Regions from separate parts of the Homo sapiens genome. Here region 2 is linked to region 1. The links are chromatin loops, found by intact Hi-C in ENCODE. Cell type or tissue: IMR-90. All regions are shown on one strand. Links, peaks and the distances in the headings refer to the core of each region. The heading gives the core; the rest is flanking DNA.

Region 1 (8,408 bases), core at 190-8,189:
TGAATCCTCATGACTGCTTCTACATCCACTCTGCTTTAATATGTTGTTTTGGTTGAGTGGACAAAGAAAAACTAGCTTCACACAGATGTGTAATTGGAAGAGGAGTAAGTTTTTTTAACAGCGTTTCCAGGTCATGAGTTGCTTAAGGACGGGAATTCTTTCTGAGAAATGCGTGATTCAGCAATTTCATCCTTGTGCAAATATTATAGTGTACTCACACAAACTTAGATGGTTTAGCTTACTACACACCTAGACTATATGGCATAGCCTATTGCTCCTAGGGCTACAAACCTGTACAGCATGTACTGTACTAAATACTGTAGGAAGTTGTAACACAATGGTATTAGTGTATCTAAACATAGAAAATGTACAGCAAAAATATGGCATAAAAGATAAAAAATGCTACACCTGTGTAGGGAACTTACCATGAATGAAGCTTGCAGGAGAGTAAGTTGCTCTGAATGAGTCAGTGAGAGATTAGTGAATGAATGTGAAAGCTTGGGACATTACTGTAGACTTTATAAACAGTGTACACTTAGGCTGAAACTACCTTTGCAAAAATTATAACAGTGAGAAAATTATATCAGTGAAGAAGATCTGATCTGGCCAACCCCCTTCTTGCCTTTGATCTTCAGTCTGCCCTTAATTATTCCTAGGCCTAGGCCAAGCTAACTTTAGGAGACATTTAGTTGATAGTTTAAGTGGTAGTAGCCCTTCTCTAAAATTCAACCACCTTTGAAAGCTAATGAGAGACCACCATGCTAGGAGGATAGAGGAGCCTGAACTCTGCTAGGTTATACACAATAAAGGATTGCCAGCCACAGTTCCAGAGGTTACAAGATATGCAACTTCTCCAAATACTCCTGCAGATAACATCACTATTGTAGAACCTAAGATTGGCCTTTCACAGGGTTTTTGCATGCCTGAAGACCAATGGCTCCACCTAGACCTGCCATCCTCTCCTGTGGCTGCACCCAGAAGTGACTCAGTGCACATGAGGACAATTTCCCATTCTATATGATTACAACCCCCCAAAATCAGCAGCAAGCACCCATTGCCTAGCCACCCTCACCCCCTCCCCTGAACTATCTTTGAAAAACCTTAGCCCTCAAGTTATTGGGGAGGCTGATTTCAGTAACAATAACCTACTGACAATAACCAACAGCCTACACAGGGTCAAAATAATTAATGTCGCTGCTTTCCACCTCTGCATCTTGTCCCATGGGAAGTTCTTCAGGGACAATAACATTCAAGGACCTGTCATCTCCTGTGATAACAATGCCTTGTTCTGGATACCTTCTGAAGGACCTGACTGAGACTCTTCTAGAGGAATAGGTTTGTTTACAGCAGCATCACCACAAATATGTAAGTAATCCCTTACCTTACCACATTATAATAGCTACGATATCACTAGGCAATATAAATTTTGCAGCTCTATTATAATCTTATGAGACCATTCTGGTATGCGGTCCATCACAAATGTGGTTGTTATGCAGCACCTAAGTGTAATTGAGAATATTCTTCTCTGATACTACAGTAAAACTTGACCAATATTAGTTTCTAAAAGATTAGTGTGGAATTTGACAACATACCAACGAGCTTTTTACACTCTATTACATTAAAATCCATTGTCTAACTAGCACTTTTAATCAGCCATTTACTCTTACATGCTTTCGTAACTGTGTACATTTGGAAAATATCAGTTCAGTGAGTTATGAATATTTTCCAAATGATATATTCCATTATACATCAAATAATCATATTATTCAATATCACTACTGACCTCATCAGAAAAGTTACTAAGTATTGGGCAACTGTCAAGTTCATAGGAACAGACACAAGTTTTCTAACAATTTAAATTTTCACTTGTAAGCTCAAATTTTATCATTGCCAATAAATACTGTCTGTTGTTTTCTTTGAAGGATAAGATGTCTTCCAAATACCTAAGTATGAATAACCTGAGTTTATCTGTCATTCATTTTTTCAATAAAAGTAGTGTTCCATTAAAAAGCAGCATGATCAGTTCGCAACTTGAATGATCACAAGTGCTCCTCCTGGAGACAGCCATTGTACTTCAGTGTATAGAAGTGTTTTATTTGTACTTTCCATTTCCTTATACAAAATATATTCGAAAGATGTTTACTCAATGGTTGATATTTAATGAAAAGAATAATGTTTACTGTTTCATCAAGGACATCAAGGGCATTCTTAAGTGAAAGCGACTTTTTTTTTTTTTCTGTGAGAGTACAGCAGGAAAAATTGCAGTGACTACTGTTACAGTTTGGTGCCTAAACAATGGCCTAGCTGCAAGTTTCCCTCCCCATTCTGATCCTACAGATAAGGTGCCTTAGCCAAGTAATCCTTATCAAATCAAATGAATGTAATTCCGGCTTATCCTGAGTGGTAGCTTTCAGATCCCTGCCAAACTATGGAATTATTTAAATAAGACAATGGCATCTTCCCTTGGGAACCAGGGGTGCCCCACCTTCTTGATACTACCAAAGCCTGCCCCCCGACAACCCTTTATTTGTTCACTCTCTTCCCAAGTGTTACCCTCATGTGGCCCTAACATGGTGCGGTGTGCTCCTACTCCAGGCTGTGAGTATGTGTGACTAATATACCGTGGTCGATCTCATCTGTTCAGTGTTGGGTGTTGTATGTTTGGTCATCTCCATAACCTTAGGATGAGAATTGCTCCCTCATCAACAACTGAAAAGGAGGTGATCAACATAAGCACATGGAATATTTCATCACCATTTGCACTTGTTGTCAATAATTCAAACAGGAAAACTTCTATGATTGGTTGGTACTGATTCTGTATGAATACAGGTAAAACAGCAAATAAAGCCAAGCCTGTAGATTTCGCAAGGCAAAAGTACAACTCTGCAGATATTAACTCAGCTTCCATGATTGCAGCTAAATCTTTAATGTGGCAAGTTACTGTGTCATTGGAAAGTGTCAGTGTCATGATTTACTTTACTAACTTTTCACCAGTAGGTATTAACAATGTCAACCATATAAGGCTTTATTAGTCTCTCAGCTATTGTATGTGCTTCTCTAGCCAATGCAGTATATAAGTTATTCTGTAAGATGCGTCATTGGCTTCTTCATTTTGAGTTGAAAAGCTGTAACAATTTTGAATTTTAAAATAGCTTATCACATCTACATTTAAACTGTCCAATTCTTTATATTAATAACCCCAAATGATTTGTCTCAAAATGATACCACAATGTAACTGGCAATATGATACTATTTGAAAACGTTCTGTTGAATAAGATACAGTAAGGTAAATCAGTAGTACATATAATCCCTAAGGGGAAGATAGCTTTTGTCAAATAATTTTTATTTCTTATTTATAGTATTATCCAATTTCTTTAGAGTAGATTCCTCCCTTCCATTAATCATAAAACTCTAAATCATCTTTTTCAGCGTCTTGAGAAATAGACATTGCAGCTGAAGCACAGGAAAGCACGTCTTTTGATTCCCCTTTTTCAGGCCAAGAATTCATCCTTAAATACAAGAAAAAATAGTATAAGTCAATTATACTTACTTTAGAATAATATTACTTAACTAAAATAATAGTATTAGGGAAATTTTTAAAAATTAGAAAAATTTTCAAACAATTAAAATATCAATACTAAACAAGAACACAATGTACACTTATTTTGTTTTGGGTTTCTATAGAAATATAAGGAAAATTTCAGGATTTCAAAATAATTATATTTTGGACAATAATGAAGTAAAAGATTATAAAAGATGTAAAAAAGATAACTAAAAAGGGCACATTAGAAATACTGAGATAAATATAAATTAATATCTCAAAATGCATATATATGCACACATTCTAAAGCTATTATCTTAGAGAATTCTACAAATTCCTGAATATAAAGTCACACATTCCATTAGTTAGTAGAAAAATAAAGTCACCACGTCATTTACCCTTTAAAAAACTCCACTGTACACTTATGAGAGAATGAGAGTAAAAAGATAAATAGACAGTAACATTTGGTATTAGTATGAAACTGCCGTTAATCTTCCAGATCTCCCAAAGGTCCATAGCAAACACTTTAAGAATCACTGATTTAGAATATCTATATTTTAAAGACCCCTAATTTGCTATTGACTCGCTCAGCCAATAACTTTACTACTCTTTCTTCTCTTTTATTTTCGTCTAACATATGAAAAGCCTTTACAAATATTTAAGAAAATAAATGAATAACACCCCCCAAAAGAACTGGCAAAGCATAAGAAGTGGCAATTAACATATGATGATATGCCAGTTGTCCTCAAAATATATGAAAAGATACACAACTTCACTAGTAATCAAAGAAATATAAGTTAAGATGAAAATACTTATTTCTTATAAAATATCTGAAAAAAAGTAAAACACTGATAAGATCAGGCATGACAAGGGTATGGGGGAATCTGTACCTTCTCAAATTAAATTAGAAAAGCAAATAAAAATTGGAACAGTTCGCATATTCTTAAATTTAATTCTGTAACTATAAATTGGTACCATCTTTCTGAAGAAAAACTTGGCAATGTCTTCCACTTCTGGGAATTTATCCTAATGAAGAAAGTGGATGAGAATTTAAAGATGAATGTATTGTGTTTTTATATGTATATATGTATATACAAATATATATTTGTATTTAACTGACATAGTTTCTATAATAGTAAAGAAATTCAGAACAACCAGAATATATATCAATAGGGATTGGTTATAGAAATTTTGGTGCCTCCACACAATGGAACACTATTCAGCCATTAAAGAGAATGAAAGAAATCTTTATCATTGCTAGAGATGGAAACCCAAGATACTTTAAGTAATTAAACATAAACAACATGCTATAAAAGTGTATAAATATTATGTTCCTATTTAAAAATTAATATAGATGTGAAAATTCATAGACAAGTGATATGCACCACAATGTTAAAGATTGTATTTACAGCTAGTGAAATTGCTGATGTTTTGCATTTAGTTTGTAAGGCAATATTTCTCAGTAGCTGTGTGTAAGGGAAAGCTTTTTTCCCCTCAGGGGACATATGGCAATACTGAGGACATTTTTGATTGTCACAATTGAGGAAGTGCTACTGGCTTCAGGCAGGGAAAATTCAGAGATGTGGCTAACCATTCTACAATTATCCATGACAAAATGTCAATAGTGCCAAGGTTTTAAGGTAATTCAGGTTAACTTTACAAATATCTCTGGGGCTGCTATAATGTGCAAGTCACAGGGAATACAGCAATAAACAAGAGATATAGTGGTTTTCCACAGGAATAATATTTGTAATGCTTAAATACTGTATTAGGACTCCTTTATAAATAAGTAAAAATCATAAAGTTATATTAATTTGGGGGTAAAAAGGGTGAGTCCTTTAAAAAGTATTCTACGTTTAATCTTTTAATTCCACTGAATGGAATTTTTTAATGTAATCACAAGAAATTTTCACAAAGATTCATGTGCACTTTCATTTTATGAATTATTAATTATAATAGTGGAAATTTGGAAATATGTGCAAAAGTAGTGGTGTGAAAAAATAAAACATGAACATTCAGCCGATGGACTATTATGCAGCTTTTAAAATTCACATTAAAAAATACTGATATGAGAAATGTTCATTGTATAAAGTTAAACACACCACAAATCTCTTAGTACTGCATGATCCTAATTATTAAAAACACACACAGGGAAAATACTAGCAGGAAATATGTCAAAAAGAGTTATGAGTGGCTCTCTCTATGGTGTATTATGGGCAATTTAAAATACTTTTCTTTACAGTCTCAGTACTTTCTAAATCAGCTAAAGTGAAAATATATTATTTTTATAATTAGGAAAAAAGACATACCATATTGATTACTATGTGTAGTGCCCTATATTCATATAGAAGAAAAAGGAGATACAATTTTTCTACCCTTGAGAAGCTTATATATAAAGTTGGAGAGATGAGTCGTACATTCATGGAAAGTTTATAATTAAGAAAAATAAATACAACAGTTAAAAGAAAAGATAGAAACAAAGTTATTTTGAATATCTGCTAGTCTGGCACTGTGCCAGATGCATTCACCAACATCACATTTCATGATGCCACCAGTCCTGTGAGGCTGGTAATGTTATCCCCATCACAGCAATGAGAAAACTGAAGCTCACTGAGATTAAGTAACTTGGCATAGGCCACCCACAGATATTAAGTGCTAGTGCAAGGATTCAACCCCAGGTCTGAGTCATTTTTATAAAAAATGATTGTTTCCACTTTGTGTGCTTTTCATTCTGGAGGTACAAGAAAAGATTACCATAATCATTAACCTAAGCGTTTCAATGGGAGCCATGAAAACTCACTCATTTTTCTCAAGAGATGTCGGTATAGGCACTAATCAAATAAGCTGACAAATATGTTTTAATTTATTCAAGAAATAGTTCAGTGGAAGTCTTGCGTGTTCAGTATGTTATGAGTACAAGATTTTTATATCTGAGACTCTTGTTTTAAAAGTCATAACATGAATCTCTGCATAGTCATCCATTGCTTCGGCAAAAGGGGAGTTCTTAAACACCCAAGGTGAAGCAGTGACGTGTGATTAATGGCTGCAAGCCGGATTACTTCTCAGATCGTCCTCCATATCTACTTGATATAACTTGGCAGAAAGTCAGAAAATAAATGTTTTAATAAATACTGCTTTCATTTGTAACAGATTTCTGCTTGAAAAGGAGTGGGCAGTCCTGTGTCCGTCCTCCCTTTCTTTTGTCTATATTACAGGGTCTTGGTCTCCATTTTCTCTGACATGGAAGTATTTATTCAAAATAATGGTTCTCACTTAGATAGGGGAGTTAGATCTATCACTCTTCCCCAAAAGCACCACTAAACCTAATTCTCTGTCTCTGTTAAACAAAATATCACCTTTGTCTGTTACTGAAAAATGTCTGCTGGTAGCTGAAGATTTAATTGTTTCTTCAAACCCCTCCATTACAAGAAATTTAGAATTTCTTCTGTTATTTAACTTAAATCTTTAACCATGCAAAAGGATTTGGGAGTAAAGAAGAGGGGGAAAAATGTGGGCTGTGTTTTATTTTTTAAAAGACATTAAATTTTTTTTCACTGTAACTTTTATACGTTAAAATACAAGTTTATGATCAGTAGTCTTATTATTTTAAGGACTATCTTCATTTCTCTTTTAATGTGATGTTAAATGACTTGGGAAGTAGAGAATTTCTTCACTACTAGAAACACTGAACTCTCACTTGGAATTTTGCCAACACATCTAGTATCTTGAAATTAAACATTAATTGATTTTCTTATTTTAGAATATTAATAATATCATCATTTGAACGTGTACCTTAAACACTGCAAAATCAGTATTTTTTCCCTCACTTTCTAAATGAGCACACTGAAGCTCAAACTTTAAATAAATTATTCTGATTCATATAGTGGTACTTATTTGACTTGAAATTCTAACCTAGTGTACCTGAATACAGCTTCCATGCTCTTCCATACACCATGCCCAGTTTTATGTCAAATACAACTGAAGCAAGTGAAAATATACTCAACATCACTAATCAGTAGGGAAATGCAATTTAAAACCACAATGAGACACCACTTTACACCCATTAGGATGACTATCATGAAACAAATAAAGAAATAAAATCCCAGAAAAACTGAAAACAGCCAGTGTTGGCAGAGATGTGGAACAGTTGGAACCCTTTTGCACTGCTAGTGGAAATATAAAATGGTGCAGCCTCTGTGGAAAAGAGTATGGCAATTCCTCAAAAAGTTAAACGTAGAATTACCATGTGATTCAGAAATTCTGCTTCTGGGTATATATTTAAAAGTATTAAAAGCAGGCATTCAAACAGGTACTTGTCCATTGGTGTTCATAGCAGTGTTAATCACAATAGCTAAAAGATGGAAACAATCCAAACGTCCATCAACAGATGAATGCATAAAGAAAATGTGCTATATACACACAGTGGAATACTATTCAGCCTTGAAAATCAACGGAAGTATGATACATACTACAACATGGATGAACACTGGAACATTATACTAAGTGAAATAAGTCAGACACAAAAGGACAAATATTATATGATTCCATTTACATGAGGTACTAAAGATAGGCAAATAAAATGATAAAATTTGGGTTTACAAGGCCATCTCTCTGACATATATTCAACATTGAGCTTTGGTATTGGCTGACAATAAAGTTGTATTCAAAATATGAGACCATTGGCTGGGCATAGTGGCTCATGCCTGTATTCCCAGCATTTTGGGCTGCTGGGGAGGGTGGAACACTTGGGTCTAGAAGTTCAAGACCAGCTTGGGCAACATAGTGAGACTGTCTCTACAAAATATACAGAAAAAACAGCCAGCCATGATGATGCATACCTGTAGTCCCAGCTATTTGGGAGGCTGAG
Region 2 (8,408 bases), core at 106-8,105, 59 kb after region 1:
AATCTTAGCTGTTGAACTACAACATGAGGTGGCTGCCATTGCTCTTTCAGTTTAGGCTTGGCTAGCAAAAAGTGGCCTTGTTGGGTACATGAAGCCCCCCATGTAGTCAAATTTTTTAATTTTTCTTTTTGATGTACTTTTTTTTCCCCCTTCCCCCTGCCTTTGTTTTGCAGCTGTGGGAATTTCAACCAATTTAGAGGCCTTGTTCCCCATAATTTGAGACTTTCCTTCAGATTTGACCAAACCTGATAGAGTTGGTCAAACCCAATGAAAGGAGGGCCGAAACAACAAAAGGCAACAATAAAAACAGGTACAGGCAAATAACAAATTTAAAGAAAATAAGCAAATGATCACACAATGTATACAATTACTGAACACTCTAAAAGTGAGGAAAAATTAAGACTCACTGATTGTCAACCTAAACCTTTAGTCATTAAGCAGAAATTTCAAGCCCAAGTCCCAACTCAGCAACTTATCTAGGAATGGGACACAGGCTGAAGACTGCTCTCTACAATCTTAGAAGCAGGAAAAAGACTCAAACTTGCCTTCCTTGGTGGAAGCAAGTGGAAACTCCAGAAAAAAAAGTTAAACTGCTCGTCTTTGTCACGGAAGCAAGGAAATTTGCCTTCCTTATTGGAAGAGAGCAAAACTCCAGAAAAGGAGGGTTGTTTGTTTGTTTGTTTGTTTTTCTGTACAGCAAAATGAACCTTAGATTTCACTCCAAATTTGAGAGATTCTCTGGAGTGGGGAAGCTCTTTCACCTCAGCAGATTGTCCTCATGGTTTGAGCAATAAAGAGCCCAAGCTGGTAACAAGCACTGAGAGAAGATTTGTGAAAAGTCAGGGCACCTCCACCCTGGGTCCCTTCCATTGATCACCAATTTGTAAACCAAAAGGTATCTGAGACAGGTCTCAAGTTAGAGATTTATTTTGCCAAAGTTAAGGATCGTGACCTGTGACGCAGTCTCAGAAGGTGCTGAGAACATGTGCGCAAGGTGGATCAGTTACAGCTTGATTTCATTCATTTTAGGGAGTCTCCCAACTTGAATAGATGACTCTCTCAACCTAGGGGATTTCAAAGAAATCTGAAAAACTAGTTTAGACCATGATGGGAAAGGGGATTGGACATGCCTCATTATACCCGCTTCCTTTTGGAGTCTAGATAAAAGTGACCAATCATTAACATTACAATAGAGATCCTAAGATTGTTTCCATGACAATGGAGAGCAGTTTAACTCCTTTCTGGAGTTATCACTTACTTCCGTTGAGGAAGGCAAATTTGAGTTTTTTTCTTGCATCTAAGATTGTAGAGAGCAGTCTTCAGCCTGTGCCCCATTCCTAGACAAGTTGCTGAGTTGGGGGTTTGGCTACTCCAACCTGACTCTGGTATAATGTCAAATGACAGATAATGGGCCCTGAAGGAAATAAAAGTATTTTATCCCAAAATATACTTACTCGACATATTTTTTAATAGCCCTGAAAAGCTATCTTTGGTGGGGGAATTTACATTTTTTAGAGAATCTTCTTACTTAAGGAGTTCTTTCCAAAGAGTCTGATACCTTTTAATGTCCAGTAAAAGACATGCACATCTATCTCTCTGACACCTGCTACTTGGAATCTTCATCTACCTGACAAGAATCTTGGCCTCCATAATCCCCTACTTATCTTAATTCAAGCTGACTTCATTTCTTTATGGAAAGCTTGAGTTTTCCAATGAATTGCCAACCAAGAAATCTTTAAATCCACCTATGACCTGGAAGCTCCCTGCTTCAAAATGTCTCATCTTTCCAGGCCAAACCTATGTATACCTCAGATTTACTGATTTATGTCTTCGCCTGTAACTTCTGTCTCCCTAAAATGTATAAAATCAAGCTGTAACCATACTGCTTTGCCCACATGTTCAGGACTTCCTGAGGTTTTATCACAGGTCATCATCCTTAACCCTGGCAAAATAAACTTCTAAATCAATTAAGACAGACCTCAGATACATTGTGGTTTACAATATAAATGTAAACAAGCATATATTTTAAAAAGAAGACCTTTCTATGTGTGGTGAGATGTGCAAATAAAATACCAAGGCTTTCAACACAACGTATATACCTCATAGTTCATTATTTTTGTATGAATGAAAGGATGTTCAAATACCATGCATGACTATTTCCAACACCTTTGCAATTTTCACTGTTTGAGCATTAAAGTAAACTTTGCAAACATAAGATTTTCCTTGCCTGCTCAATAATCTCATTTCTTATTCATGTTTCAAATAGAACAAAACTGCCAAACCTTACCTTTGAAAGCCATTTTTCAGAGAAATTGCCTTTCAATATTGTGTGAGCTTCTGAGTTTATGCAATCAATAATAAACCTTTAAATGCTTTCTTGGAATATATAACACATTTTCTTGTTGTTTTGGATAAGAACCCAAATATTATATTACATTCACCTAAAATTTCTTTGCTCTTTCAGCTGCATGAGAATGGTTACTTCTGTGGTGTATTTTATTAATATACTATTTATTGACAACTCTTTCTTACACTGGACCAATGCTGGTTTTTGATTAGTTCATATTGGGGATATATTGAAACTTAATCTTTATTGTCTCTTTTAATTTAATATGTACAGCTGAAAAACTTTAGTGTTATCCCCGTCACTTGTCAAGGTATCTGTTCTGCATTCTGCCATTACTTGGATTTTTCATTAGGTAAGAATCACCTTATTTCCCTATGCTCCAGTTCCTCTCAAAATAAATTGAAATATAGTAAGTTTCTTTGTAGGACTTTTAGGACTAAGAACTCTTCCTGGCAATGTGTTTTAGACCACTTTAATGAGTGTGACCTTAAGTTTAAATTTTCAGATTCTCCAGCTGAATTTTATATGAGGATATCTTGATTGGAATAAAAAGTAAATAAAAGTGTAAACACCTATTCATACAGCACGTTAATTAAATTGTACAGCTATTATAGAATGCTGTTTTAAAGAATATTTACTGCTATTGAGAAATGTTTATAACTCCCCAACATTAGAAGCATTATAGTAAAATTTAAGTGCATCAAATACAGCACATTCCATGGCAAAAATAACTATTTGGCTGTTCTGGCTCTTTGCCCCTAAATTAGCCTTGATAATAAAGTTTATTCCAAAAGAAAAAAAATGTGTCTTCACTAGCACTTTGTAAGTGTGTTTTCTGCAATACAAGTTCTATAAAAGATTAATTGGTGTTCTGTTAAAGGGTTCTAACGCCAATAAGTTTGAGAAATAAATCAAATAAGATCAAACAGGATTTTAAAATTACATGAGACCCCAAAACTTTTAATGTATTGGTAGTCATTTTGGACCTTAAAGAGGGTAAAACAGTTTATACTGTGATGAAACCCAGTTATGTCATCTTTTTCTTTCTTTCATCATCAGTACATTTTGTGTTCTGTCCAAGAAATATTTGCCTACTCCAAGATTGTGAAAATTTTCTCCTATGCTTTTTTTTAAGAAGTTTTATCATTTTTAGCTTTTGTATTTAGATCTCTCAACCATTTTTAGTTAACTTTAAGTATGATGTAAGCTGGGAAATTTAGAGTATTTTTTCCACCAACACATCCAGTTGTTTTTACATCATTTGTTGATAAGATTATTCTTTCATTCTCTTACTTAGGCACAATTGTCAAAATCAATTGGCCATATGTGTGTGGGTTTATTTCTGGCCTCTCTAGTCCGTTCTATTGATTTGTCTATCTTTATGCCATGAATATACTTGATTATTAAAGCTTCATATTAAGTCTTGATATCTGGTAGTACAGGTCTTACAACTTTATTCTTTTTCAAATGTATTTGCCTCTGCTAGGTTCCTCATTTGCATTTCACTTTTAGTATCCCTTCATCAAGTTGTACAAGAAAGCCTGCTGCGATTGCATTGAATCTATAGATATCTTTGGGAAGAACTGACATCTTTACAGCATTAAATTTTCTAATTCATAGACATGGTATATCTCTCCAAGAATTTATGAGGGGTTGGCAAACATTTTCCGTAAAGAGCAAAGCAGTAAGTATTTTAAGTTTTGCTAAATTATTTGGTCTCTCTTGCAACTTCTCAATTGCAAAAGCAGCCATAGCCATATGTAAACAAATGAGTATAGATGTATTCTAAAAACAAAAGCAGAGCATGAACAGCAGGCCATAGTTTACCAACCTCTAATTTATGTCATCTTCAGTTTCTCTCACCAATACCATAGTAGTCCCTCCTTATCTGTGGAGCATACATTCCAAGACCTCTGGTGGATGCCATAACTGCAGATAGTACCAAACCCTGCATATATTATGTTTCTTCTTATATATACCTATCTAAGATTAAAGCTTAATTACAAATTAGGCATAGTAAGAGCTTAACAATAATAACTAATAATAAAATAGCAAAATTACAACAATATGCTGTAATAAAAGTTATGTGAATGTGTTCTCTCTCAAAATATCTTATTGTACTGTACTCACATATTTTAAACTGTGGTTCAGCTCGAGTAACAGAAACCTTGGAAAGCAAAACCACCAATAAGGCAGAGGACTACTGTATTTTGTAGTTTCAGTGTACATGATGTCAACTTTATGCTTAAGTATTCTGTATTGGATGCTTTTGTAAATTGTAGTTTTTAAATTTTAATTTCTTATTATTAATGGCTTAAATAAGAAATTATCATTGATGTTTACATATTTATCTTGTATCCTGGGACACTACTAAATTCACTTATCATTCCAGAAATTTTTGGTAGGTTCCTCATAAATTTGTTGTCTGCAAATATAGACAGTTTACCTATTTCTTCCCAATATTAGTTATTTATTTAAATATTTATTTATTTTTGTTACTCTTCATTGTCTAGGATACCCAGTTCCAGTTGAATAGGAGTGATGAGAGGAGACATCTTTGCGTATAGCTAACTTTGGAGAAAGCATTAATCTTTCTCTAAAAATAAGGTGTTAGCTGTAGACTTTAGGTGGATGCCTTTTATCAGGTTGAGGGAGTTTCCTTCTATTTCTATTTTGCTGAAGTGTTCTATCATGGCTGAACACTAAATTTTTTCGGATGGTTTTCTTCTTTATTCAAATAATATGGAAAATTACATTGACTGACTTTCAAATGTTAAATCAGCTACACATTGCATGGAAGATCTCTAGCTGCTCTTGTTCCTTATTATACATTTTTGGATTAGATTTGCTAATATTTTGTTAAGAAGTTTTGTGCAATGTTTAGAAAAGATGTAACTATATCTGCAGATTTATTTTCTTGTAATATCTTTGGTTTTGGCAGAATAACTCTGGACTTCTACAGTAAGTTAGAAAGTGTTTTTCTCCTATGTTTCCTTAAAGAATTTGTGTATGATTGGTATTATTAATATTTTTTCTTTAATTGTTTAATGAAATTTGCCATTGAAACCATCTGGTCCTGGAGTTTCCTTTGTGGGAAGGATTTTAATTATAAATTTAATTTCTAAAATAGACATAGATCAGTTTAAACTTTTTTTATGTGAGCTTTCATAAATTGTGGCTTTCAAGTTTGTCCTTTTTTATCAAGTTGTCAAATTTATTGCCATAAGGCTGTTTTTAATATTCCTTATTATCCTTTGATGTGTACAGTATATTAGTAATGTCTGCTGCTTCAATGCTCATGCTGGTAATTTATATTTTCTCTCTTTTTTCTTAATCAATTAGCTAAAAACAATTTAGCTAAAGATTTACTAATTGTATTGATCTTTTCAAATAAGTAACTTGTTTTCTTTCCTTTTCTTCTTCCATTACAGCTCTTGTTTCCTTTAATTTACTTTGTGTATATTTTTCTTTTTCTAAAGGTAGGAGCTTATTCTATTGATTTTGATCTTTTTGTTTGTCATACGAGTATTTATAACTATAAATTTCTAAAAGCCGTTAGCTGCGTCACTCAAATATTGGTATGTTTTGTTTTCGTTATCATTCAGTTCAAAGTATTTTATAGTTTCTTCTGTGATTTCTTCTTTGATCTGTTGTTTATTTAGATAAAGACTTGTTGTTTATCTTGGAAACTTGTCAGAACATACCTTAGGAAATTGTTAAGCACTGTTCTTGCTTACATTTAGGGTATAAGGCATGCTTAGAATATAAAGTATGAGTAGAGAATAGACTCAGGATTGAATCTATGTATATACACAATCTGTATTCCCCCACAGGTTATAGCAGATTTGATTTCATTTCAGAGAGTTATTGAGATCCAAGATGGTGTCACGTCGGAGGGAGTGGCATAAATGTGAAGGAGAAAGTTTCAGTATCAGAACAGACATGATGCTACAGGTCAGGAGAGCCTTTAGTTGAGGACATCAAGCTTGACGCATAATAAAAACTTATAAATGTGACAAAGCCAAAAAGCACACAAGTCTCAAATAAATAAAATAAGTAATCACGAAGAACTGCCATAATATGACTCTGCTATATAATTAGAGAATATTTAGCAAAAAATTATAGGATGTATGTTAAATATAAACAATGCAAAAGAGAGTAGCTTATTGGTATGGCAAAATTTATTGATGTGTTAAATAGATGGTAAGTTTGTAACCTGAAACACATGTTAAAGGTAGAATAAATGAAATATATACTAGAATGAACAAGCATATTACTTATAATAGAAAAGGATAGAAAGTTGTAGTTATGATCATGCCCTTTTCATGCAGGCATTTTTAGATATAATCTTTAAGTTGGCTATTATTGGTGACATCCAACATGGTCCCATTCTAACCTATTCACATGTTTTGTGTTCATGAGGTGTAGATAAAACCCATAGTTGTTTAGGAGGCTAATTGAAAAAGAATTTTGCTCCTATGTCTGTCTGATATGGTTTGGAGTTTTGTCCCCTTTGAATCTCATGTTGAAATGTAATCCCCAGTGTTGGAGATGGGTCCTGGTGGGAAGTCATGAAAGTCAAAGGGAAACCTTGGGGTCGTGAGGGTGGTTCCCTTATGAATGGCTTGGTGCCCTCCCCATGGTAATAAGTGAGTTCTCCAGAGTTCACATGAGATCTGGTTGTCTAAAGAGCCTGGCACTTCCTCTTTCCTCTCTCTTGCTCCTGCTCTCACCATGTGACATTCCTGCTCCCACTTCACCTTCTGCCATGAGTAAAAGCTCCCTGAGGCCTCCCCAAGAGCTGAGTAGAGGCCTTTGCCATGCTTCCTGTACAGCCTGCAGAACTATGAGCCAATTAAACTTCTTTTCTTTATAAATTATCCAGTCTTAGGTATTCCTTTATGGAAATGAAAACAGACTAACACACTCTCTGGGAGAGTGTGTGTTTTGGCCCTAGGTAACTTCCGTCTGTGCATTCCATTCTTATTCAAACCTCAGCCTTGGTCCCTGTCACCACAGCATCAGCAGAGAAGGTTGACATGGCAGAGACTGAGAAACATAGGGAGGGAGATAGCTGTGTTTATGTGAAGATTATATAATTCAGGATTTGGGTAGTGAGATCCTTTCACACAATTGTACCCTACACTTTGTGTTAACCTGGTACCCCATTTTTTTACATCTCATTGTGTGTTTTAAATTCATTTAATATACCATGTTATTTGGGCATCTTTATTTGGTCTGCAAGTTTTTCTATTCTGAGACTTTTAGGGTAGTAACTGGAGGCTACCATTTCATCAAGGTAATTTCCCACACAACCATAATAACAAAATCAATGATATTTTAGCCAGTGATCAGAACCCTATATTGATACTTTAACCAGTAATTAGAACTAATTTTAATATATATTATGAAGAAATTTTAGTTGACAATTTAATGAAAAGTGATTGTAGGATTAAACACACATAAACCACAGAATGAAGTTACACAAATATACAAATTATCAAATCATTTCATGATAATGGAAAGAGCTTTTTTACATACATACATATATACACACATACATACACACATATCTATAAGTTTCTAGATTTTGATTCTAGCAAGTATTTAAACTATGAAACAAGAGGGTTTTTTTTAACCAAGATTAATATAACAAATATTTATTGAAGGCCAACTATTTGCTAGCCATAGAGTCAAAACCAATGCCAGTTTAACTTTGTTAACATAAACCTATTATTGGTATTGACTTGATTTACACTTTTTGTAAAGGTTATTATGTGTTGTAAAAAATGCGTGAATTTTAATCATAGAACAAATTCAAGGAATATGTATTTGCCATGTTTTAGCCAATATATGTGAAGAGAAGTAAAATTCCTTTTTACAATTTGTCATTAAAATAAATGCTGACAAGATCCATTACATACATTTATAATATACTCTCAGATTATAAATCTAAATAGGTTTATTAATGTTTTGTAACTAGATTTTAATTGTTAAGGTCAACATTAAATGACTGTTCAGAATAGTACTGGTAGCATATGAACTTGTCACTTTTTTCTAC

What was found. Hi-C counts contacts between places; a loop is a spot of excess contacts. Peaks named below come from ENCODE experiments on the same cell type or tissue, not always from the same donor. Only the 100,000 strongest peaks of a DNase experiment are listed, where the experiment ranks them.
Region 2: a loop joins it to region 1, with 2.0 times the contacts of the local background. A loop is called at or near these places in 2 of 110 quality-filtered maps.

Annotation. Positions count from the first base shown.
Region 1 is chr4:141,565,416-141,573,823 of GRCh38, forward strand. LINC02276 (long intergenic non-protein coding RNA 2276) reads right to left here. Exons shown (of 4, transcript XR_939262.3): 3 at 4,517-4,567; 4 at 3,323-3,509. Among named protein-coding and RNA genes, the nearest start is that of LINC02276, 7.5 kb to the right of the region's middle. In IMR-90, for the core only: no CTCF peak of the experiment used is centred there; DNase peaks (open chromatin) are centred at 3,936 and 6,156.
Region 2 is chr4:141,624,018-141,632,425 of GRCh38, forward strand. No RefSeq gene overlaps it. Among named protein-coding and RNA genes, the nearest start is that of IL15, 8.4 kb to the right of the region's middle. RefSeq lists an enhancer at 913-1,627. In IMR-90, for the core only: no CTCF peak of the experiment used is centred there; no DNase peak of the experiment used is centred there.